Regions from separate parts of the Mus musculus genome. Here regions 1 and 3 are each linked to region 2. Evidence: chromatin loops called from intact Hi-C (ENCODE). Cell type or tissue: heart. All regions are shown on one strand.

Region 1 (8,000 bases), 250 kb after region 2:
TGCTTCTGCCTCCCACGTGCCTGGGCTAAAATCATCACTGCACAAGGCTGCAGAGCTTTCATGTGATGAGGTTGTATTTGTATGTTTCATGGTAAAATGGTTATCACAGTGTGGTATAATGTAGACCTTATTAATAACATATAAACATGCCTTCTCTTAACTGTTTTCCACAGGAAGCTTCTCTCTTTCTGTCAGAGATTATGACCCTATGCATGGTGATGTCATTAAGCACTACAAAATTAGAAGTCTGGACAATGGTGGCTATTACATCTCTCCTCGCATCACTTTTCCCTGCATCAGTGACATGATTAAGCATTACCAAAGTAAGTCAAAACTGAAGGCCGGGAGAGGCAGATTATCTTTATAATGATTAGTGTAAAGTGGCAAATGCTACTTTATAGAAATTGTTTCCTTCAGGTAATGCCATGGGTAGTACTCTACAAGTAGTTCTAACTTAATGTAGATACTCCTTGACTTCCAGTGATCACGTGTTCTAATATGTCCATTGTGACTTGACATATTATAAGTTGAAAATACATTTCATTCGCCCTATCTTCTGAACACCCTAGCTTAATGTAGCCATCAGTGAGTGTGCTCAGGTACTTACATTTCCCTACAGTTGGACAGAGTCTATCCCCTGTATAACCTCTGTGTGCTAGTGGCTCATGCAAGCTGCCAAGTACTTGGCTGGGGATGAACACAGGTTGGTTGTGTAGGCACAGTTTCATACCGTGGTAAATAGAAAACATTGAGCAGAGCGCTGTAAGTGGGGGCTATCACCACATTCACAGTGAGATTGCTGCTGTGGTAGGCAGGGCCTTCTTTCTTGGTGTGAGTTACTTAATGTCTAGTGCTCCCTCCTTCCTGCAGAGGAAAGTTTATATTATCTTTGCACAATGCATACTCTTAATGTGTGTAAATATTCAAAGTACAAGATATACAGATCCATGTCTCTGAGTGTAATGCATGTATGTAAAACTATGTGCCCATGGTAATTGTGCATATCATAGCACTATGGGAATATTTAAATGTAGAAAGTGAATGCCTCGTGCCCAGTACCTGTATCTGCCAGGTGAAACTCACCTATGTGGCCTTAGGTGCATTCATTTTGGCTGTCCTGGGATGTGGGAGCTGCTACTGTGGCTGGTTCCTCCTGCCTGTTCTAAGTGGCTCTATGAGAAAGCTCATTGAGGATTTACTTAGTCCCCAAAGCATGGAGCAATGTGCAGTGTGGAGAGTACAAGGGTCTGGTTTGTGCAGTCCTCCCTTCCTCTCTCACTTCCATTCACTTATGCTCTGACTGCGGTGCTGGGGGGAGGGGCAGGGGGTGCAATCCTGTGGGTCTGTTCTGAATACTGGGGTAGCCTAACTACATTCTTGGCCATGTACCACTGAGCTTATGAGGACACAGGAATCAGAATAACTTCTGCTAAGTGTGACAGTCCATCACTGTCTTTGCTGGTTTTGTTTTGGTATGCTGGCAGCATTAATAAATAAAATAAATATTTCAAATTGTCTTCTGGTAATTTTTAAAGTTGTGATTAAGCGAAAGGTATCCCCATTGGCATTTTAGATGGTGTCAGGTTGGACATTATAAAAATAACGGCTTATTTAAGATTTCCTATATAGACACTTGTAAAATAAAGAATGTACAATATTGGTTCTTCATCAGAACTCAGCCAGCCAAGTGCCTTCAAAAGTATCTGTCTGAGCATATGCAGATGACTTCCTTGTCATTCCCTGAACAATACAGGGTTACAACGTGGTACTTACATTGTATTTGATAATATAAGTAATCCAAGTATGATTTAAATAAGGTGTGCACACAAAGTATTACATTATTTTATATAAGGGACTTGGCTTTGGAATTTAAGGAGACGCTGGCATCCATCTGCCATGACTACAGACTATATTGCTTATATTACTCTTTTTCCTTTCTCCTTCTTTTTTTTCTTTTTCTTTCTTTCTCCTTTTCCTTCTTTTTACATTTATTGTTTGTGTATGTTGGAGAATCCAGGATTGAACCTAGGTTATTAAGACTTGGCAGCAAGCTTTCTTACCTAGTGAGGCATCTCTGCAGCCCAGCATGCGTTCCTTAATATTTGTTCTTCCTTTCACCTTAGAGCAGTCTGATGGTCTATGCAGAAGACTGGAGAAGGCATGCATCAGTCCCAAACCTCAGAAGCCATGGGATAAAGATGCCTGGGAGATCCCCCGGGAGTCCATTAAGTTGGTGAAAAAGCTTGGCGCAGGGCAGTTTGGGGAAGTCTGGATGGGTGAGTGTTCAACAGTGTCCCACTCTGGAGGGGATGCTAAAGGGTTCTAGCCTCTGCCAACCACTGAACCAGGCCCTGGGCCACTCAGGAGCATAATTTCTTGCTTTCCTGCCTTGAGCCAAACTCTGTCTGCTTTGATGCTTGCTCAGTGCTGCATCAGATGTGGAACTCAATACTTCCTTTCAGGATAGGAACATGGGTATTTGCCCAAATCCTCTCTCCTCTCACATCCATCTCTCATCCTCACACTCTGGGCAAACACTTGAAGTCTCAACTCAGTGAAAGCTACACTCAGGCTTAGGACCTTTTTGTTTCTATAAATATTTTTTGAGATAATTGGCATTCAATATGATTGTAAGAAAGAACACAGAAGGGGCTGGAGAGATGGAAATATCAGAGGTGAAAGAACACTAAATACTCTTCTAGCAGACCTGGATTAACTCCTAGCACATGGGGCAACTCTCTGCTGTCAGTAACTGCAGTTCCAGGGAATCTGATGCCTTCATTCTGGTCTCCTTGGTACCAGTCATGCAATTATGTATAGATATACATACTGGCCAAACACCCAGACACATAAAATAACATTAAAAAAAAAGGAGAGAAATGCCAGATCAAAGTAAAATAGCAATAAAGTTAAGAAACAAGTTCAATTAACAAAGAGAAAGAGAGGGGGGTGGAAAGGAAGGGAGGAAGGAAGGGAGGAGGGAGGGAGAGAGAAAGAGAGAGAGAGAGAGAGAGGAACAGAAGTGAAGGAATATGCCCCACAAAAGCCTGAACAGGAACACTCATGACTGCATTTCTCATAATAGACAGGAAAATGGTGTAGAATCCCAGCATTTATGAGAATAAAGCAGGAGACCTTTAAATTTGAGGCCAGCCTGGGCTGCATGGCAAAACTGTCTGAAAAAAAACAAAACAAAACAAACAAACAAAAAAAAAAAACAAAAGGAAAGGCAACCCGAATCTTTACCAAAAAAATAATGTATAAGCAACAATTGTTATAGCCATAGAATAAAAACTGGTATTCATGTAATGTAGATGACCCCTCAGAAGGAGCTGGTCACATGGCTGGGGAGGGGTATCATTCCATGTACTCATAGAATGTGAAATGCCCAGAACAGGCAAAGTAGGTTCCTGGCTGCTGAGGGAACTCTTTAAGAATTAATGGAAATCTTTCAAAGTAGTTTATAGTAACAACTTCACAACTATGACTAATTGTATGCCTGAAATGGACAAATAGCATGACATATGAGTTCTGTTTCAACAATGCTAGCTTGTATGTGAAATAAACAATATTGTGAGCTTCCGGGTACCACTTATCCAGTCCTGAATAATATCTCATGAAATTCTTGCAAAATATCACTACTAAAATATTGACATCAATAGTTTCACTCATTCATTCATTCATTCATTCATCTGTGAGACAGTCTTGCTGTCTATCCCTGCCTTGTCCAGAATCCACTACATAGCCCAAGCTGAGCTTGAGCTCATATCAATCCCCCTGCCTAGGACTCCTAGGTGATAGGAGCCAAAATGAAGCCTAGTTGTTTATAAATTATGTTTTCAAGAGAGGGAGGGAGAGAATGAGAGGAAAGGGCAGGGGAGGAAGAACAAGAAAGAGAAAATATGACCTGAATGTGAGTTTGGCATCACCGCAGCACCTGGAAGATTTCATCCTGCTGAACTTTAGCAGGTAGCAAGCACTGGGAGCAAAGCCAAAAGAAGAGTGAGTGGGTGCAGGTGCTGTGAGTGTCAGCCGTCAGAGGTGCCCTGCCTCACCCCTCTGGGCATCTTCACACCTCCATCCACCCATCTGAGCCTGTCTCTCAGTGAGACTATAAAGTTGCCCAGATATCGTTGGTTGGTTTTGTTTTTTTTTTTTTTTAATTGTTTGAATTGTTTACTTGTATGAATGTTTCCTTACATGTATGTCTGTGGAACTTTTGAATGTCTGATACTTAAGAAGGTCAGAAGAGGGCACTGGATTTCCACCCCCACCACCTCAGCAGGACTAACAGATGGTTGTGAGTGCCTGTCAGTGCTGAGTATGGGACCTCTGGAAGAACAACAAGTGCTCTTAACTACTGGGCCATCTCTCCAGCCCCCAGGTTTAGTTTTTCATCCTCAAGGAACATGGGAAGTAGTTTTTCACATGGGTACAAAACAAAATCCAGCCAATTAAAATTATATCATTGTTAAGTGAGTAAATTATAACTTTTGTTAATCATAATGTGTTATTCACAGACTGCCTCTCACATTAGAAGATCTGAAACACAGGGAAGAGATTCTCAGCTGTAACCTGCCCTTTGCAGGAAGAAGGCTGTTGGGATAAAAAGCGAAAGTTGTCTCTGCCTCAAGCTGTTTCCTCTTGTTTGTGTGATATGTGCATCTGCTGTGGGTGCCTTGTTTCCCCTCTGTGTTGTTAATATTCCCAGAGATCTGACTGGACAGGGAGGAGGGAGAGGAAGAGACTTCCTAGAGCTTGGTCTCTGGGAGGCTTTATTTTAAGAAGTGAAAATTTTAAATTGAGTTTTGTTTGATTAACTCTTTGATTTGGGGGGCTGGAGAGATGGCTCAGCAGTTAAGATCACTGACTGCTCTTCCAAAGGTCCTGAGTTCAAATCCCAGCAACCACATAGTGGCTCACAACAATCCGTAACGAGATCTGACACCCTCTCCTGGAGTGTCTGAAGACAGATACAGTGTACTTACTATAATAAATAAATAAATAAATAAATAAATAAATAAATAAATAAATCTGTTTAAAAAAAAAAAAACTTTGGTTGGTTCGTTTTCTGAGACAGGTCTTACTATGTAGGCCTGGCTGTCTTGGAACTCACTATGCAGGCCAGGCTGGCCTTGAACCCAGAACTCCACCTACCTTTGCCTCCTAACCACTGGGATTAAAGGCACACACTACCACTGCCTGGCTGTCTTTTTTTTTTTTAAGAGATTGATTTGTTTTTATTTTTTGTTTATGAGTGCTCACTGTGTGCATGTATGTTCACTATGCATATGCCAGAAAAGAGCTTCTAGCCCATGGAATTGGAGTTACAGATGGTTGTGATCTGCCATGTGGGTGCTGAGAACAGACCCTATGGCTCTAGGAGAGCAGTCAGGGTCCTGACCCCCTAAATCATCTCTCAAGCTGATACATTCTTATTTAGAGGCAATTTAGTGAAAACTAGTCATCAGCCAACTTCCCAAATCAATTAAGTTTTTCTGAGGTAACTCTCCATCCCTTGGTATATGTATACCTTTTAGCAAGCCAGGAATTGCTAGAATTGAAACTTTCTCAAGTTAATGTTTTCTTTTGTTGTGACAAAGTGTCACTCCACAGAAGTTCTTTATTATCCTGCCTTTTTTTTAATCTATCTAGAGCAACAATACAAATGCCTGTGACTCTAATGGAACCTTCAAATGACTGGCTTTTGGTGGGGTCTGCTGGTGTTCTGGAGCTGCAGACACAGCTGTTAAGTCATGGCTGAATCCAAATTCCTTATCAGCATTTTCAATGCCTTTAGCAGCTGCAGTATTTCCTGGCAACTTTTGCTCTGCCTCTGGAAAGCATATTTTTCATCATTTCAAAGGATGTAACAGTTTCCTGGCTCCATTGTTCTCGGGTTGATGAGTGGGAGTGACTTTGTTTCTTTAACTTTGATTCTAGAGGATGTAACAAGTCCACAGAAAAGCTATGGCAAGGATAGTAAAAAGTAATTACAAAGTCCACAGAAGAAACTTGTCAGATCCTAGAGATCCTCTTGTCCCTTCTCTACCACAGCCTCACCTGCCCCCAAACAGCTGCTGTTCTGACCTTTGTCATAATTCCCTGACTTTCCCCCTAGGGTTCTGGAAGTAGAACGTGTGCATGCAGGCAGTACTGCAGTGCCTTTTATATATACTCTGACTACTTTTATGTATGGTACAGCATGTATCAAACAGAATAGTCCAGCTTTGTCTGGGCTTAATATTAATGGGTTATGCTGAATGTATTCCCTTATTTCTTGTCTCTTTTATTAGACACTTTAAGGAATTTGTCCATGTTTTGGGGTGCCAGAACATTTAATGCATCTTCGTTGCTGTATAGTGTTGTTTGTATATGATGCAACAAATATAGAATTTTCTTCATTCATTTCTACATTCACTGGTGAAGTCAGAGTGAGTCTGGGTTGTGGCCACTGTGAACATTGATCTTATTGCGGTTTTGGTGGTGCAAGTGTGCATGAATTTTTGTTTTTCTAGGAGTAATGGATTTTCCAGTCAGGCCTCCATATGTGTGGGGTCAGTCAATGTTGGACAGAAAATATTTGGGGTGAGGGTTGCACTTACATTGAATAGGTACAGTTTTTTTTCTTTATACGTAATAATTACAGTCTAACAACTATGTACATAGCATTTGCATTCTACAAGGCATCTTAAGTTACCTATGTGATTTAAAGTATCCAGGAAATGTGCACAGGTTGGATGCAAATACTGTGCCAATTTATGTGAAAGACATCCTTGGATTTTCATATGCTCCAGGGACCTAGATCAATCCCCTGTGGACAATAGAGCTGGACCAATCCCTATGAATTATGTAGGGAAGATCACTTATGAATCATTGCTCTATGAATACTATCCACAGGGCTCAGTTCCACCTGTTCCTAGCAATATACAATAGGCCTTCTCCTGAGCAGAGGACTTGTGCCAACCGCATGGGTCCAGTGTAGCACCCCCTGTGGTGACTCAGAAGGAGGCTACTCCATCAACCTTTGGGATTTCATCACAAAGCTCTGCTGTTAGCATTCAGTAGTACCTGGAAAAATAGCAAAGGCAGGGACTGAGGGAGCTGCCATGCCATCCCTCACTCACTCCCCAGAACTTACCTACAGTCATTGTCACACTGTTTGATTTGGGTCAGGCGGGCTGATTTGGAGGGTTTCTTTTGCATTTCTCTGATTACTAATACAATGGATTTCCTTTTGTTATCCGAGCCACTGTAAGGTGCACCCAAGCACTTACTGCTTTGCTACTTAACTGACTCGTGGGAATCACAGATTCGAGATACTAGTGCCTTGTCAGTTGTTTAAGTCATGGAAACTATTCTCATGCTCTGCCTCTCCCTCTCTGTGTGTGTGTGGGGGGGGGGGGGGGTTCAGATGTTGATACTGGGAATCTTCCTCGTCGCTCTCCACCTTATTTATTGAGTCAGGGGAATTACTGCACATTAAACTAGTCCAACTAACTGACCAGTGAGCTCTAGGAATCCTATCTCTGTCCCATCAGCACTGGAGTTACAGGGCTCTGCCTAGCTTTTAAACGGGTGATAGGGTTCCAAACTCAGGTCTTCATACTTCTAAGCATGTATTTTCTTACGTTTTGCTACCAGTATAACTGATAATATCGTATAACTGAGAACTTCTGTATAAATTAACAAAAATTTCATAATGGAACCTGTGATTCAGTGTAATTTATTTTTTATATATTTATTTGTTTCATTTAATGTGTGAATGTTTGGCCTACGTGTATATATGTGTTCTGTATGCAGACTTCATGCTCCCAGAGATCATGAGACAGCATTGGATCTCCTGGAACTTGAGTGGATGGTTGTGAGCTTCCATGTGGGTGCTGGAAATCAAACTTGGGTCGTGTGCAAAAACAACAGGTGTTCATTACCTCTGAGCCCCTCAAATATAATTTAAAAGGCTAATAATGAGATCAATAAAACTGCTCTTAAGGTACATA
Region 2 (8,000 bases):
CTGGTAGTACCCTAATGATCTGCTGGGGTGTCACCTGGTGTGACAGGCCTTTGCAGCCACCAGAGAGTGGCCTGGGAGTGGATAGACCCCTTCATAGGCTAGTGAATCAGCTGTGGTAAGCAGCAGACTCAAACAAGAGTGGCTTCCGGGTAACAGCATTTGGGCTTCTACATAGTTTTATTTATCTTTTCCGTTTTTATTAAAATTAACAATGAATATGCATATTCTCACAAAAGGAAGTATTATTACTATTTTAAAAGTATTTTCAAAAGGAGCAGGAAAAAAAGCATTAATTTCTATGAGTACCCTTAGCTGGTGATTTTCTTCTGACCATTAAGAATGAGTTCTCCGGGTGGGAGTGTAGCTCAGTGGTCGTGTCTAATGCCCATATGTGACGACCTGTGTTCCATCCCCAGCCTTGCAAAGAAAGGAAGGGGAGGAGAAGGAGAGGAAGCGGGGGAGAGAGAGGAGGCAGAGGCTGATCTCTATTAAAATATTTCCTTTTTATTATACTACATGACACTTTATAGTGTAATAAGATCAACAAGTGTAATTAAGACTATGTAGAAGAAACAAGAAGAATGTAGTGGAAATAAGTTTTAAACTAACTGAAGACAGTGATAGGAAAGGTAACAAAAGCTACCTCCGAAACATCACAGAGTGCTAAAGAAATTGTGTTGATTTGCCATTTTAATGTGAAAATGGTGCCTTGTTATGTACCTTAAGAGCAGTTTTATTGATCCCATTAATTAGCCTTTTAAATTATATTTGAGGGGCTCAGAGGTAATGAACACCTGTTGTTTTTGCACAGGACCCAAGTTTGATTTCCAGCACCCACATGGAAGGTCACAACCATTCACTCAAGTTCCAGGGGATCCAATGCTGTCTCATGATCTCTGGGAGCATGAAGTCTGCATACAGAACACATATATACACGTAGGCCAAACATTCACGCATTAAATATAACAAATAAATATATAAAAAATAAATTACACTGAATCACAGGTTCCATTATGAAATTTTTGTTAATTTATACAGAAGTTCTCAGTTATACGATATTATCAGTTATACTGGTAGCAAAACGTAAGAAAATACACGCTTAGAAGTATGAAGACCTGAGTTTGGAACCCTATCACCCGTTTAAAAGCTAGGCAGAGCCCTGTAACTCCAGTGCTGATGGGACAGAGATAGGATTCCTAGAGCTCACTGGTCAGTTAGTTAGACTAGTTTAACGTGCAGTAATTCCCCTGACTCAATAAATAAGGTGGAGAGCAACGAGGAAGATTCCCAGTATCAACATCTGAACCCCCCCCCACACACACACACACACAGAGAGAGAGGGAGAGGCAGAGCATGAGAATAGTTTCCATGACTTAAACAACTGACAAGGCACTAGTATCTCGAATCTGTGATTCCCACGAGTCAGTTAAGTAGCAAAGCAGTAAGTGCTTGGGTGCACCTTACAGTGGCTCGGATAACAAAAGGAAATCCATTGTATTAGTAATCAGAGAAATGCAAAAGAAACCCTCCAAATCAGCCCGCCTGACCCAAATCAAACAGTGTGACAATGACTGTAGGTAAGTTCTGGGGAGTGAGTGAGGGATGGCATGGCAGCTCCCTCAGTCCCTGCCTTTGCTATTTTTCCAGGTACTACTGAATGCTAACAGCAGAGCTTTGTGATGAAATCCCAAAGGTTGATGGAGTAGCCTCCTTCTGAGTCACCACAGGGGGTGCTACACTGGACCCATGCTGTTGGCACAAGTCCTCTGCTCAGGAGAAGGCCTATTGTATATTGCTAGGAACAGGTGGAACTGAGCCCTGTGGACAGTATTCATAGAGCAATGATTCATAAGTGATCTTCCCTACATAATTCATAGGGATTGGTCCAGCTCTATTGTCCACAGGGGATTGATCTCGGTCCCTGGAGCATATGAAAATCCAAGGATGTCTTTCACATAAAATGGCACAGTATTTGCATCCAACCTGTGCACATTTCATGGATACTTTAAATCACCTCTAGGTAACTTAAGATGCCTTGTAGAATGCAAATGCTATGTACATAGTTGTTAGACTGTAATTATTACGTATAAAGAAAAAAAACTGTACCTATTCAATGTAAGTGCAACCCTCTCCCCAAATATTTTCTGTCCAACATTGATTGACCCCACACATATGGAGGCCTGACTGGCAAATCCATCACTCCTAGAAAAACAAAAATTCGTGCACACTTGCACCACCAAAACCGCAATAAGATCAGTGTTCACAGTGGCCACAACCCAGACTCACTCTGACTTCACCAGTGAATGTAGAAATGAATGAAGAAAATTCTATATTTGTTGCATCATATACAAACAACACTATACAGCAACGAAGATGCATTAAATGTTCTGGCACCCCAAAACATGGACAAATTCCTTAAAGTGTCTAATAAAAGAGACAAGAAATAAGAGAATACATTCAGCATAACCCATTAATATTAAGCCCAGACAAAGCTGGACTATTCTGTTTGATACATGCTGTACCATACATAAAAGTAGTCAGAGTATATATAAAAGACACTGCAGTACTGCCTGCATGCACAAGTTCTACTTCCAGAACCCTAGGGGGAAAGTCAGGGAATTATGACAAAGGTCAGAACAGCAGCTGTTTGGGGGCAGGTGAGGCTGTGGTAGAGAAGGGACAAGAGGATCTCTAGGATCTGACAAGTTTCTTCTGTGGACTCTGTAATTACTTTTTACTATCCTTGCCATAGCTTTTCTGTGGACTTGTTACATCCTCTAGAATCAAAGTTAAAGAAACAAAGTCACTCCCACTCATCAACCCGAGAACAATGGAGCCAGGAAACTGTTACATCCTTTGAAATGATGAAAAATATGCTTTCCAGAGGCAGAGCAAAAGTTGCCAGGAAATACTGCAGCTGCTAAAGGCATTGAAAATGCTGATAAGGAATTTGGATTCAGCCATGACTTAACAGCTGTGTCTGCAGCTCCAGAACACCAGCAGACCCCACCAAAAGCCAGTCATTTGAAGGTTCCATTAGAGTCACAGGCATTTGTATTGTTGCTCTAGATAGATTAAAAAAAAAAAAGGCAGGATAATAAAGGACTTCTGTGGAGTGACACTTTGTCACAAAGAAAGAAAACCTTAACTTGAGAAAGTTTCAATCCTAGCAATTCCTGGCTTGCTAAAAGGTATACATATACCAAGGGATGGAGAGTTACCTCAGAAAAACTTAATTGATTTGGGAAGTTGGCTGATGACTAGTTTTCACTAAATTGCCTCTAAATAAGAATGTATCAGCTTGAGAGATGATTTAGGGGGTCAGGGCCCTGACTGCTCTCCTAGAGCCATAGGGTCTGTTCTCAGCACCCACATGGCAGATCACAACCATCTGTAACTCCAATTCCATGGGCTACAAGCTCTTTTCTGGCATATGCATAGTGAACATACATGCACACAGTGAGCACTCACAAACAAAAATAAAAGCAAATCAATCTCTTAAAAAAATTAAAAAGACAGGCAGTGGTAGTGTGTGCCTTTAATCCCAGTGCTTAGGAGGCAAAGGTAGGTGGAGTTCTGATTTCAAGGCCAGCCTGGCCTGCATAGTGTGTTCCAGGACAGCCAGGCCTACATAGTAAGACCTGTCTCAGAAAACCAACCAACCAAAGTTTTTTTTTTTAAGATTTATTTATTTATTTATTTATTTATTTATTTATTATAGTAAGTACACTGTATCTGTCTTCAGACACTCCAGAAGAGGGTGTCAGATCTCATTATGGATGGTTGTGAGCCACTATGTGGTTGCTGGGATTTGAACTCAGGACCTTTGGAAGAGCAGTCAGTGATCTTAACTGCTGAGCCATCTCTCCAGCCCCCCAAATCAAAGAGTGAATCAAACAAAACTCAATTTAAAATTTTCATTTCTTAAAATAAAGCCTCCCAGAGACCAAGCTCTAAGAAGTCTCTTCCTCTCCGCCCTCCCTGTCCAGTCAGATCTCTGGGTATATTAACAACACAGAGGGGAAACAAGGCACCCACAGCAGATGCACATATCACACAAACAAGAGGAAACAGCTTGAGGCAGACACAACTTTTGCTTTTTATCCTAACAGCCTACTTCCTGCAAAGGACAGGTTACAGCTGAGAATCTCTTCCCTAGTTCCCATGTTCCTTGAAGATGAAAAACTAAACCTGGGGGCTGGAGAGATGGCTCAGTTGTTAAGAGCACTTGTTGTTCTTCCAGAGGTCCCATACTCAGCACTGACAGGCGCTCACAACCATCTGTAAGTCCTGCTGAGGTGGTAGGGGTGGGAATCCAGTGCCCTCTTCTGACCTTCTTAAGTATCAGACATTCAAATGTTCCACAGACATACATGTAAGGAAACATTCATAAAAGTAAACAATTCAAAGAGTTTTTTTAAAAACAAAACCATCCAACGATATCTGGGCAACTTTATAGTCTCGCTGAGAGACAGGCTCAGATGGGTGGATGGAGGTGTGAAGATGCCCAGAGGGGTGAGGCAGGGCACCTCTGACGGCTGACACTCACAGCACCTGCACCCACTCACTCTTCTTTTGGCTTTGCTCCCAGTGCTTGCTACCTGCTAAAGTTCAGCAGGATGAAATCTTCCAGGCACTACGGTGATGCCAAACTCACATTCAGGTCATATTTTCTTTCTTGTTCTTCCTCCCCTGCCCTTTCCTCTCATTCTCTCCCTCCCTCTCTTGAAAACATAATTTATAAACAACTAGGCTTCATGGTGGCTCCTAGCACCTAGGAGACCTAGGCAGGGGGATTGATATGAGCTCAAGCTCAGCTTGGGCTATGTAGTGGGTTCTGGACAAGGCAGGGATAGACAGCAAGACTGTCTCACAGATGAATGAATGAATGAATGAATGAATGAGTGAGTGAAACTATTGATGCCAATATTTTAGTAGTGATATTTTGCAAGAATTTCATGAGATATTATGCAGGACTGGATAAGTGGTACCCGGAAGCTCACAATATTGTTTATTTCACATACAAGCTAGCATTGTTGAAACAGAACTCATATGTCATGCTATTTGTCCATTTCAGGCATACAATTAGTCATAGTTGTGAAGTTGTTACTATAAGCTACTTTGAAACATTTCCATTAATTCTTAAAGAGTTCCCTCAGCAGCCAGGAACCTACTTTGCCTGTTGTGGGCATTTCACATTCTATGAGTACATGGAATGATACCCCACCCCCAAGCCCTGTGACCAGCTCCTTCCAAGGGATCATTTACGTTACACGAATACCAGTTTTTATTCTATGGCTATAACAATTGTTGCTTATACATTATTTCTTTGGTAAAGATTCAGGTTGCTTTTCCTTTTGTTTTTAAGACAGTTTTGCCATGCAGCACAGGCTGGCCTCAAATTTAAAGGTCTCCTGCTTTATTCTCATAAATGCTGGGATTCTACAGCATTTTCCTGCTATTATGAGTAATGCAGTCATGAGTGTTCCTGTTCAGGCTTTTGTGGGGCATATTTCTTTACTTCTGTTCTCTCTCCCCCTCCCTCCCTCCCTTCTCCCTTCCCTCCCTCCATTCCTTCCTTCTTCCCTTCCTTCCCACCCCCTCTCCTTCTCTTTCTTAATTGAACTTGTTTCTTAACTTTATTGCTATTTTACTTTGACCTGGCATTTCTCTCCTTTTTTTTTTTAATGTTATTTTATGTGTCTGGGTGTTTGTCCAGTATGTATATCTATACATAATTTCATGACTGGTACCAAGGAGGCCAGAATGAAGGCATCAGATTCCCTGGAACTGCAGTTACTGACAGCAGAGAGTTGCCCCATGTGCTAGGAGTTAATCCATGTCTGCTAGAAGAGTATGTAGTATTCTTTCATCTCTGATATTTCCATCTCTCCAGCCCCTTCTGTGTTCTTTCTTACAATCATATTGAATGCCAATTATCTCAAAATATATTTATAGAAACAAAAAAGGTCCTAAGCCTGAGTGTAGCTTTCACTGAGTTGAGATTCAAGTGTTTGCCCAGAGTGTCAGGATGAAAGATGGATGTGAGAGGAGAGAGGATTTGGGCAAGTACCCATGTTCCTATCCTGAAAGGAAGTATTGAGTTCCACATCTGTAAGCACTGAGCAAGCATCAAAGCAGACAAGGGTTTGGCCCAAGACAGGAAAGCAAGAAATTATGCTCCTGAGTGGCCCAGTGCCTGGCTCAGTGGTTGGCAGAGGCTAGAACCCTTTAGCATCCCCTCCAGAGTGGGACACTGTTGAACACTCACCCATCCAGACTTCCCCAAACTGCCCTGTGCCAAGCTTTTTCACCAACTTAATGGACTCCCGGGGGAACTCCCAGGCATCTTTATCCCATGGCTTCTGAGGTTTGGGACTGATGCATGGCTTCTCCAGTCTTCTGCATAGACCATCAGACTGCTCTAAGGTGAAAGGAAGAACAAATATTAAGGAACGCATGCTGGGCTGCAGAGATGCCTCACTAGGTAAGAAAGCTTGCTGCCAAGTCTTAATAACCTAGGTTCAATCCTGGATTCTCCAACATACACAAACAATAAATGTAAAAAGAAGGAAAAGGAGAAAGAAAGAAAAAGAAAAAAAAGAAGGAGAAAGGAAAAAAGTAATATAAGCAATATAGTCTGTAGTCATGGCAGATGGATGCCAGGGTCTCCTTAAATTCCAAAACCAAGTCCCTTATATAAAATAATGTAATACTTTGTATGCATACCTTATTTAAATCATACTTGGATTACTTATATTATCAAATACAATGTAAGTACCACGTTGTAACCCTGTATTGTTCAGGGAATGACAAGGAAGTCATCTGCATATGCTCAGACAGATACTTTTGAAGGCACTTGGCTGGCTGAGTTCTGATGAAGAACCAATATTGTACATTCTTTATTTTACAAGTGTCTATATAGGAAATCTTAAATAAGCCGTTATTTTTATAATGTCCAACCTGACACCATCTAAAATGCCAATGGGGATACCTTTCGCTTAATCACAACTTTAAAAATTACCAGAAGACAATTTGAAATATTTATTTTATTTATTAATGCTGCCAGCATACCAAAACAAAACCAGCAAAGACAGTGATGGACTGTCACACTTAGCAGAAGTTATTCTGATTCCTGTGTCCTCATAAGCTCAGTGGTACATGGCCAAGAATGTAGTTAGGCTACCCCAGTATTCAGAACAGACCCACAGGATTGCACCCCCTGCCCCTCCCCCAGCACCGCAGTCAGAGCATAAGTGAATGGAAGTGAGAGAGGAAGGGAGGACTGCACAAACCAGACCCTTGTACTCTCCACACTGCACATTGCTCCATGCTTTGGGGACTAAGTAAATCCTCAATGAGCTTTCTCGTAGAGCCACTTAGAACAGGCAGGAGGAACCAGCCACAGTAGCAGCTCCCGCATCCCAGAACAGCCAAAATGAATGCACCTAAGGCCACATAGGTGAGTTTCACCTGGCAGATACAGGTACTGGGCATGAGGCATTCACTTTCTACATTTAAATATTCCCATAGTGCTATGATATGCACAATTACCATGGGCACATAGTTTTACATACATGCATTACACTCAGAGACATGGATCTGTATATCTTGTACTTTGAATATTTACACACATTAAGAGTATGCATTGTGCAAAGATAATATAAACTTTCCTCTGCAGGAAGGAGGGAGCACTGGACATTAAGTAACTCACACCAAGCAAGAAGGCCCTGCCTACCACAGCAGCAATCTCACTGTGAATGTGGTGATAGCCCCCACTTACAGCGCTCTGCTCAATGTTTTCTATTTACCACGGTATGAAACTGTGCCTACACAACCAACCTGTGTTCATCCCCAGCCAAGTACTTGGCAGCTTGCATGAGCCACTAGCACACAGAGGTTATACAGGGGATAGACTCTGTCCAACTGTAGGGAAATGTAAGTACCTGAGCACACTCACTGATGGCTACATTAAGCTAGGGTGTTCAGAAGATAGGGCG
Region 3 (8,000 bases), 72 kb after region 2:
TATAGCAATATTTACTGCCTTTAGAGGCCAGACAGACAGCTTCTGAAGAAGCTAAACATGTTACTATATTACCCAACAAATCTACTACTACATATATTCCCAAGAAGACTAAAGACATACCATTCACACCAAAACTTGTGCATTAGTAGCAGAATCATTCATAATAGTTGAAAAGTAGATTAAGATGCCCACCAACTGATGAGTGGATACAAATGATATAGCCATATAATACAGCACCACTCAGTCAAGAGAGCAGAGACCTGCTGCAACATGAGTGAACAATTAAAAACAAACAAAATGACAAATGGCCAGGCAGTTTGTGTCCACTGATATGTCATACCCAAAACAAGGTAATTTGAAAAGTTAGTGGTTGCCAGAGCTGGGGAATGTCAAAGAGATAACGAAATACCCTAGAATTAGAGAGTAAGGATGACGGAACCCACTAATCTACACAGTATAAAATGGTACATATTATTGTGAACTGTACCTCAAAAATTGTTTTTGTATTTAACACTGCTAATAAACAAAATGTTTAAACTTTCATATAGGTTAAAGGAAATTGCTTAGGCCCAATTAACAGTTTGAAACTTTGGCTGTTTTTGTTTAAGGCACTGACTCCAATAGACTTGTTTACATTTTAATAAGGTTTTGGGGTTTTTTTTGGTTTTTTTGTTTGTTTTTTTGTTTTGTTTTGAGACAGGGTTTCTCTGTATAGCCCTGGCTGACCTGGAACTCACTTTGTAGACCAGGCTGGCCTAGAACTCAAAAATCCGCCTACCTCTGCCTCCCAAGTGCTGGGATTAAAGGCGTGTGCCACCACCACCCGGCTAATAAGTTTTAGCATCTTGTGACTTTATAGCTTTATTTAGTACCTCCTTAGAAAACTTATTAATAGAATTATAGTAGTCTCCTTTAACCACAAAGTGTACATTCTAGGACTCAGGTAGATACCTAAAACTAAGAATAGGACCAAGTTCTATATAGGTTAAGTAACCACTGTCAACCCCAAAACCCAAGCTGCTCCAAAACTGAAAAATCTGAATGCCATCAAGTAGAAAATTCTACACTAGAAAATTCACAACCTCATAGAGTAAGCCTCAGTGAAAACTGCAGGTATATACATATGTGTGTGTATGTGTACATATGTATATATATGTGTATATATATGTAATGTATATAGATATATATTACCTCCAGCTATGAGCACAGTGTACATTCAAAACCTAAGCGAGATGAAGAATATCTTTAACAAAGAAAAAGAATGATCTCTACAACAAAAGTTATAAAAAACAAGGCCAAAATATTAAGAAGATATAAAAAATGAAAACATTCCATGTTCTTGTTTTGGAGAAATTAATGTTGTTAAGATGTGCATACTAGTCAAAACGGTATTTGGATTCAGCAAAATTCTAATAAAAAAATCAGACATTTCACAGAAATAGAAAAATACATTCATAGAACTAGAACAATCCCCAAACTCACATGGAGACACAAAAGACGAAATGTCCAAAGCAACCCCGAGCCCTAGAATAATGCTGAAGGCATTACCATACCCACCTTCAATGTAACCAGAACATGGAACTGTCATGAAGACATGTAGACCAAGGAAACCAAACAGAATATAAAAATAAACCCACGCTCTTGCCACCAATTTCTTTTAAACAAAGGCAGCAATGTTATTTTGCCCTTTAAAGTATTAAAAGAAAATATAGGGGAAACTATGCCCTCCAAAGAACAGACATCCAAAGCAAAAAAAACAAAAAAAAAACAAAAACAAAAAACAAAAAACAAAAAACAAAAAAAAAAACTATTAGTTGAACAGTAGATTTATTTCTAGAGTCAAAAGATTTATTTCTAAGTAGTCAAAAAACCCAAATAATCCCATTAAAAGGGGGGCTTGAATAGTCACTGGCTATCAAACATATGAAGAATAGATAGCAACACTGTTGTTGCTACTCTTGACTGTCAGCTTATGGGTTTAGAACCACCTAAGAGACAAACCTCTGAGAATGTCTGTGAGGTTGTTTGGTTGGTTTTGCTGTTGTTAATGGAGGTGGGAAGTCTCACACTAACTCTGGGTGGTGCCATATCAGTCTCTCATACAAGGAAGTTAATCTCAAAGATTAACAGCGAGTCAGGACAAGTGCAGGGAAGTATATAGACATGGTGATTTAGTGGGTGTGGAGCATAGCCAAAAGGAAGACTTAACTTTTAAAGCACAGTAGGAAAACTGGATTACAAAGTGAGTATCCAAAAACAGCTAAGAGAGAACAGTTTGAATGCCCCAACACAAAGAAACAGTGTCTGAGGTGAGAAATATATCGTTTCCCCGGATCTTCTCATGAATGTATCTTCTCATGATCTTCTACATGCACTGAAATGCTGCCCCGTGACCCAGAAATATGTAAAATTATTACATGCCATTGGCTTTTTAAAGAATTTTAAAATGTTTTTTTTTAATCACCTGACCCTGTGGGGAGGATGCATGAGTGAGCATGTGAAGGCGGAGGACAACTTTCATGCACCCGTGAATGTTTTGTCCCTTTAACCAACTCGAATAACCAATAAGCCTTCTCCTCACACCCATGTGTCACTTATCAATAAAAAGAAAACAAACAACAAAAACCCCTTGAGTTCAAGCTTCTTTCTCCGGGTTCTGATGTACATTACCTTGCAAAGATTTTGTTTTTCAATATAAAAATGCTCTTCTACTTTTGGTTAAAGTCCCCTACTCTTTTAATGACTACTCTTCTACTGCATCATAGTCTAACTCTAGTCACTCTCTCCAATAATGCTGTAAGACATTTAGTTATTTTTGAGACAGCATCTGTGTGGACCTGACTTGCTCTGCAGACTAAGCTGGCCTTGATCTCAGAGAGATCTGTCTGCTTCTGCCTCCCAAGTCTGAGATTAAAGGTGTATACCACCATGCCTATCTATAATTCACATCTAGACTGGTATATTGAATTTAGGAGTTATGAAAGGAAGGAATACTGCAGTTGTAGATATACTGCACGGCGCAGGCGCAGAGGCCGGGAACTAGTCCGGCTTTCCGCTCCGGGCCCCGCGACCAGGACACCACGCCTGCTACCGGCTAGAACAGCATGGAGAAGTCCATGGGGAGCTCGACGCACCTGACAAGAAAGTCACAGGAAATCGGCGACCTCGGCAGCTGGTCGGCGGCAGAGCCGGGAGAAGCAGACACGCGGGTAGTGCCGGTTTCCTTTAACTGCCTGAGAGGAAGAAGGCCGAGCCACATTGGGTGTAGGACCGTCGGTCGCCCCGCCCCTTCCGGTAGCTGCTGTCGCTGCTTCCGGTAGCGCGGCTGGCTGGCTCCCGGCTCGAGCGTCCCCAGGCGCGTTCCGCTCCTCTGCCCGCGCGAGTTACGCCTTTCTGTCTTCAGCAACAGCGCCCGGCCCAGTCGCGGACAACACCAGAGCGAGCCCGGATAACGAAATGTGTTGCGAGAAGTGGAACCATGTGGCCGAAATGCTGCTCTTCATTGAAGACCGCGAGGAGGAGTACAAGATCCTTTGCCTCTGCTCCCGGGCATTTGTGGAGTAAGTCGCGACGGTCCTCTCTCACTTTCTGTCCTTGCTCAGGAATGGGGGTGTCGCAGAGTTAGAGAGAGGCTTTCCAGAAAGCCACATGACCTGATGTCTAAGAAACTCGAAACCCCGCGGGCATGAAGGAATGTTCTACTGCAATTACTAAAGGGAAGATTAATATAATTTTGATTTTTTTTTAAATGTGGTACCTTATATGTGTCATTTCGGGTTTCCATAAATGAAGGGCCAATCTCAACATTGGTTGAGTCGGGCGAGATGGCCCAGGTATTGGCCATGCAGAAGGATAGCAAATTCAAGACCATCCTGAGCTATACCAGTAAGATGGAGTGTGAAGTGTAAACTAATACAAATAGATTGATGAGATGAAGGATCAAATTAGAGCTCTATTTGCAAACTGTAAAATCCTTTCCAACAAAAATTTATGTATCTGAAACGTCTAATTATTTGAGATAAAAGTGTTAACTGTTTATGGCAGTTTTAGAGACATCTCTGGGGGAAATGTTGGTTTCATGTTTAAAATTGCCAGAATAGAAAGTACCTTCTGGTGGGAAAAGCATTGACAAATTTTAAATTTGAAGGTACTCATTTTCATTATGTACTTGAGGGAAGATATCTGAAAGTTTCCTCAAAAAAGAAATATAACACCATGTTAAATTTAACATTTAAAAAATGTACTAGGCTCATTTGCACAGGTCCTGCTGGTTCAGAGTTGAACAGTCTTCTAGTGGGGGAGTGAGGATGATTATAAGACCGAAAAGAAGACTCAGAGACAAAGGTTAGAAATCCGGAGGGCTGCAGGCCTGAACCACACTGGCCCCAAATGTATTTCTCATAACCTTAATACACTTTACAGTATCATGGGAAACAAAGTCACAAACTAGCACAGACAATGGCTGACAGAGAATGGATATCTGTTCCCATCCGGAGGCCTCCCTGTTCCTTCCACAAAGATTAATCGAACGTTCAGCCTCTCTCCTTGAGCCTCAGTTGTAGCTTTTTGTTCCATGCCGTTGGCAGGCCAGGAAATCTGTCAGCCTGACCTGCCTTGACTCCGCCTAACAGACAGGCTTTTACAGAAGCAGACAAAAATGACTCCCAACGCTCAGGTGTACATTTAATTCAGTAAAGTTCTTTTTTATGCTCCTATTAGATGCTGGTAGGTAATGGAATATAAGATGGGACCAGGCTGCGCTGAATTCACTTTCTAAGCAAAAGAGATCAATATTGCACTAAGGTAGCGGTTTGCACAATTACTCAGTTAACTCAACTGGATAAGAGACATGTCTGTGGTGCTTTGATAGCAATCTGGCAGGATGGACAGTGAAAAATATGAAGCCTTGGGAGAGGAAAGGAACTCCTCCATTTAGAGTCTTCTTGAAGTGCCTTTTTGGCAGAAAGTCGAGAAAACCAGTATCCTTAACAGAATTTTATGTAAAAATGGCCTGAGTGAAAACATTACTTTTATGTAAAAATAGTTTGAGTAAGTATTAAAATAGGCTGGTGTGAATACTCACGCCTTTAATCCCAGCACTCAGGAAGGGGGAGGCAGAGGCAGGCTGATCTCTTGAGATCGAGGCCAGCCTGGTCTTCAGATAGGTTTTAGCACAGTCAGGGTTCTGTTACACAAAGAAAGCCTATCTCAAGAAGAAGAAAAAAAGAAAAAGAAAAAAAGGAAAGGAAGAAAAGTTGGACTGCAGCAGTGAGGTGGCTCAATGAGTAAAGGCATTTACCACCAATACTGAGGACCTGGGCTTGATCCTCAGGGTCCACGTGGTGCAAATAGAGACCCAACCCTAAAGACTTTAAGACATGGTCTTACCAAGTGACTGAGTGACTGGCTGGCCCAAAACTCACTACGTAAACCAGTATAATTTCAAACTCACAGAGCTTTGCCTGTCTTTGGCTCCCAACACTAGGATTAAAGGTGTGTGCCACCACATTCTGCCATATGTATGTATGTATGTATATATGTATGTATCTATGTATATGTTCTGTTTTGTTTTTTTAGAGACTGCTAAAATAACAATTAACCCATGCTTAAACATAAACTTTTGTGGTCTTACTTACTAGTTTATAGATGTGAACCTGAAATTTTCTGGAAATGGCTCTAAGACTAACGTTTGTTCACAGTAAAAACATCTTAATTTCTCATTATCAGTTATAATCCTATTTATCATCAGGGGCTTCTCTGTAATCTTACATGAACTTCTTATTGACCCACTGAGATAGAGCTTCAGAAGCCACCAGAAACATGGCTGATGAGTAAACTGAGCCAAACATGGGCTCAGGTCTGTATACACTTGGTTCCCATTAGTGGCACTGTTTGGGAAGGAGGTAAACCTTTGCTGGAGGAAGTAGATAGCTTGGGCAGTCTTTGAGAGTTCATAGTGTTGCCCACTTCTAGTTTGCATTCTCTCTGCTTCATGTTTTCAGTTGAAGATGTGCTCTCTCAGCTTCTTCTTCCAGTTGCCAGCTGCCATGTCTCCCTGCCATTATAGACTCTTCTCTGGAACTGTAAGCCAAAATAATGTCTTCCATAGTTGCTCTCTCTCCATCACGGTGTTTTATCACAACAGAAAGTAATTAGGACAGAAGTTGGTACCAGAAAATGGGCTGTTGCTGTGAAGAACCTGGCCATGTTGGGGTTTTGGGTTGTTTGTTTATTTGTTTTTGTGGTGGGTTTTTGGAGGAATGTGGAAGACTTTGTACTAGAAAAGAAGTTGGATGCTATAAGCAGAGCTTAATAGGCCATTCTAGTTAGAACCTGATAGGCATTAGTGTTGAGAATAAGATAGATTGTAGAGTCCCAGCTCAAGAGGGAATCAAGATTTTCATACTAACTTATCCATTCCTGTGCTGTTTTGGCAAAATCTGGCTGTTTTCTGTCCAAGTCCTGAGAACTTGCCTGAGGCTAAAGTATTGAATTTGTTTCTTTCAGAGAGAAACTACCAGCAATGACTTTTTCAGCCTTTGTGTAGGGGTTGCATCTGTGTAACATGTTGCTTGGTCTCCCTCAGAGACCTCTGAAAAGATTCAGGAAGAATCCAGAACCCTTCACTCTTGACTTAATAGCTAGTACTACATAGAAAACACTGCAAATTTGGCAGTGAAATTGAAATTAAAAGTCCAGCCTTATGACATAGAGCTACAGAATTTGGTCTTGCTTTGGTCCAACATGTCCTCACAGTGCCCCCATTTTTCTTTCTGTAACATTGTATATTGAAGTATATAATTTGGTTTTTGATTTTCCCGGGGGTAATGGTTAAGTGAATCTTCTAGAGTTTCAAAAATCTAAAATGTGAACTATAAATTCAAAAGCTAAACTTCAGTTTCTACTGAATGTGGATATTCATTGTATGTCACTCTAAAATTGGACCACAGTTATAAATTAAGGACAATCCAGGCTTCTGTACAATCCTATATATTTTGACCCCCTGCTTACTTCACTGACTGTCTTCTTAGTCTTTTCCTTCAGTTTCATAGGCTTTAACTGCCTCTAGACTTTACACAGAGCTTGGGTTACTAGGAATGCTTTTTCCCATTCACACCTACCTGTTTGTTTCTTTTAGACCTGTTTCCAAGGCCATTTCTCCAAAAAACCTCTGTCTATAGAGAAAGGTTCTGTCAGTCATAGTGGGGCAGAAAGTGCAGAAATAACTGTGCTGTCACCTACAGCACCCTCGGAGGACTTCTTAGAGACAGCTACTTAAATGAAGACAGAATGTTTAACCTCACAGCAGAAAAGACTCTAGGAAGCTGAGGTTTTGAACACAGAGGTAAGCATGAATGTTGATAGAAAGAAGAATGCATATAAAAAGGAAACACCCCTAAAGGTCTGAGCTTCTCAAAAGTATCCTTGTGTCTTTCACGTTAGCTGTATTAGTTGTTGCTGTGACAAAGGGCTATGACCAAAAAGCAACTTATGCAAGAGTTTATTTTGACTTTTCCAAAGGAAGAGTCCATGTCAGGAGGCATGCCAACAGACAACTGCAGCAGAAAGCTGAAAGTACAGACTGGAAGTGGGCAAGGCTGTGAACTCTCAAATCCTGCCGCAGTAATGTGCCTTCTCCAAGAAGGATACACCACCTTCCTAAACAGTGCTGCCAACAATAGGACCAAGTGTTTAAATACCTGAGGCTATAAAGTGGACACTTAACATTCAGACCACCACTTTGTGTTGTCTGTAGGCTCATTGCCTCTGTATGGGTGTGGGTACATACAATCATGTGTCCATAAGGAGGCCAGAGGACAATGCCTAATGCTTTCTTCTTTTCCTCTTTGCCTTATTCCTGTCAGGCAGGGTCTGTCACTGAAATTCACAGCTTTCTATTTGAGATAGACTGGCTGGCCAGCAAGCTCCTAGGTTCTGCCTGTGTCTTGGCAAACACAGGCATGCACAGCAAAGGTTCTTACCCATGAAGGGATCTCTTC

What was found. A loop is a pair of places that touch in the nucleus more often than their neighbours do. Peaks named below come from ENCODE experiments on the same cell type or tissue, not always from the same donor. Only the 100,000 strongest peaks of a DNase experiment are listed, where the experiment ranks them.
Region 1: it touches region 2 in a loop (15-fold over the local background); 14 of 42 quality-filtered maps call a loop at or near these places.
Region 3: a loop joins it to region 2, with 7 times the contacts of the local background. A loop is called at or near these places in 3 of 42 quality-filtered maps.

What each region holds. Positions count from the first base shown.
Region 1 is chr4:3,746,538-3,754,537 of GRCm38, forward strand. Lyn (LYN proto-oncogene, Src family tyrosine kinase) reads left to right here. Exons shown (of 13, transcript NM_001111096.1): 7 at 174-323; 8 at 2,124-2,276. Among named protein-coding and RNA genes, the nearest start is that of 6330407A03Rik, 36 kb to the left of the region's middle. In heart, no CTCF peak of the experiment used is centred here; a DNase peak (open chromatin) is centred at 4,634.
Region 2 is chr4:3,499,826-3,507,825 of GRCm38, forward strand. It overlaps the pseudogene Gm11787. Among named protein-coding and RNA genes, the nearest start is that of Mir3471-2, 33 kb to the right of the region's middle. In heart, a CTCF peak has its summit at 4,314 (motif pointing left); no DNase peak of the experiment used is centred here.
Region 3 is chr4:3,571,570-3,579,569 of GRCm38, forward strand. It overlaps Tmem68 (transmembrane protein 68), which reads right to left and starts at 3,284. Exons shown (of 8, transcript NM_028097.4): 1 at 3,135-3,284. It overlaps Tgs1 (trimethylguanosine synthase 1), which reads left to right and starts at 3,310. Exons shown (of 13, transcript NM_054089.4): 1 at 3,310-3,560. The coding sequence starts at 3,457. In heart, no CTCF peak of the experiment used is centred here; a DNase peak (open chromatin) is centred at 3,282; H3K4me3 peaks cover 2,683 bases; H3K27ac peaks cover 1,365 bases.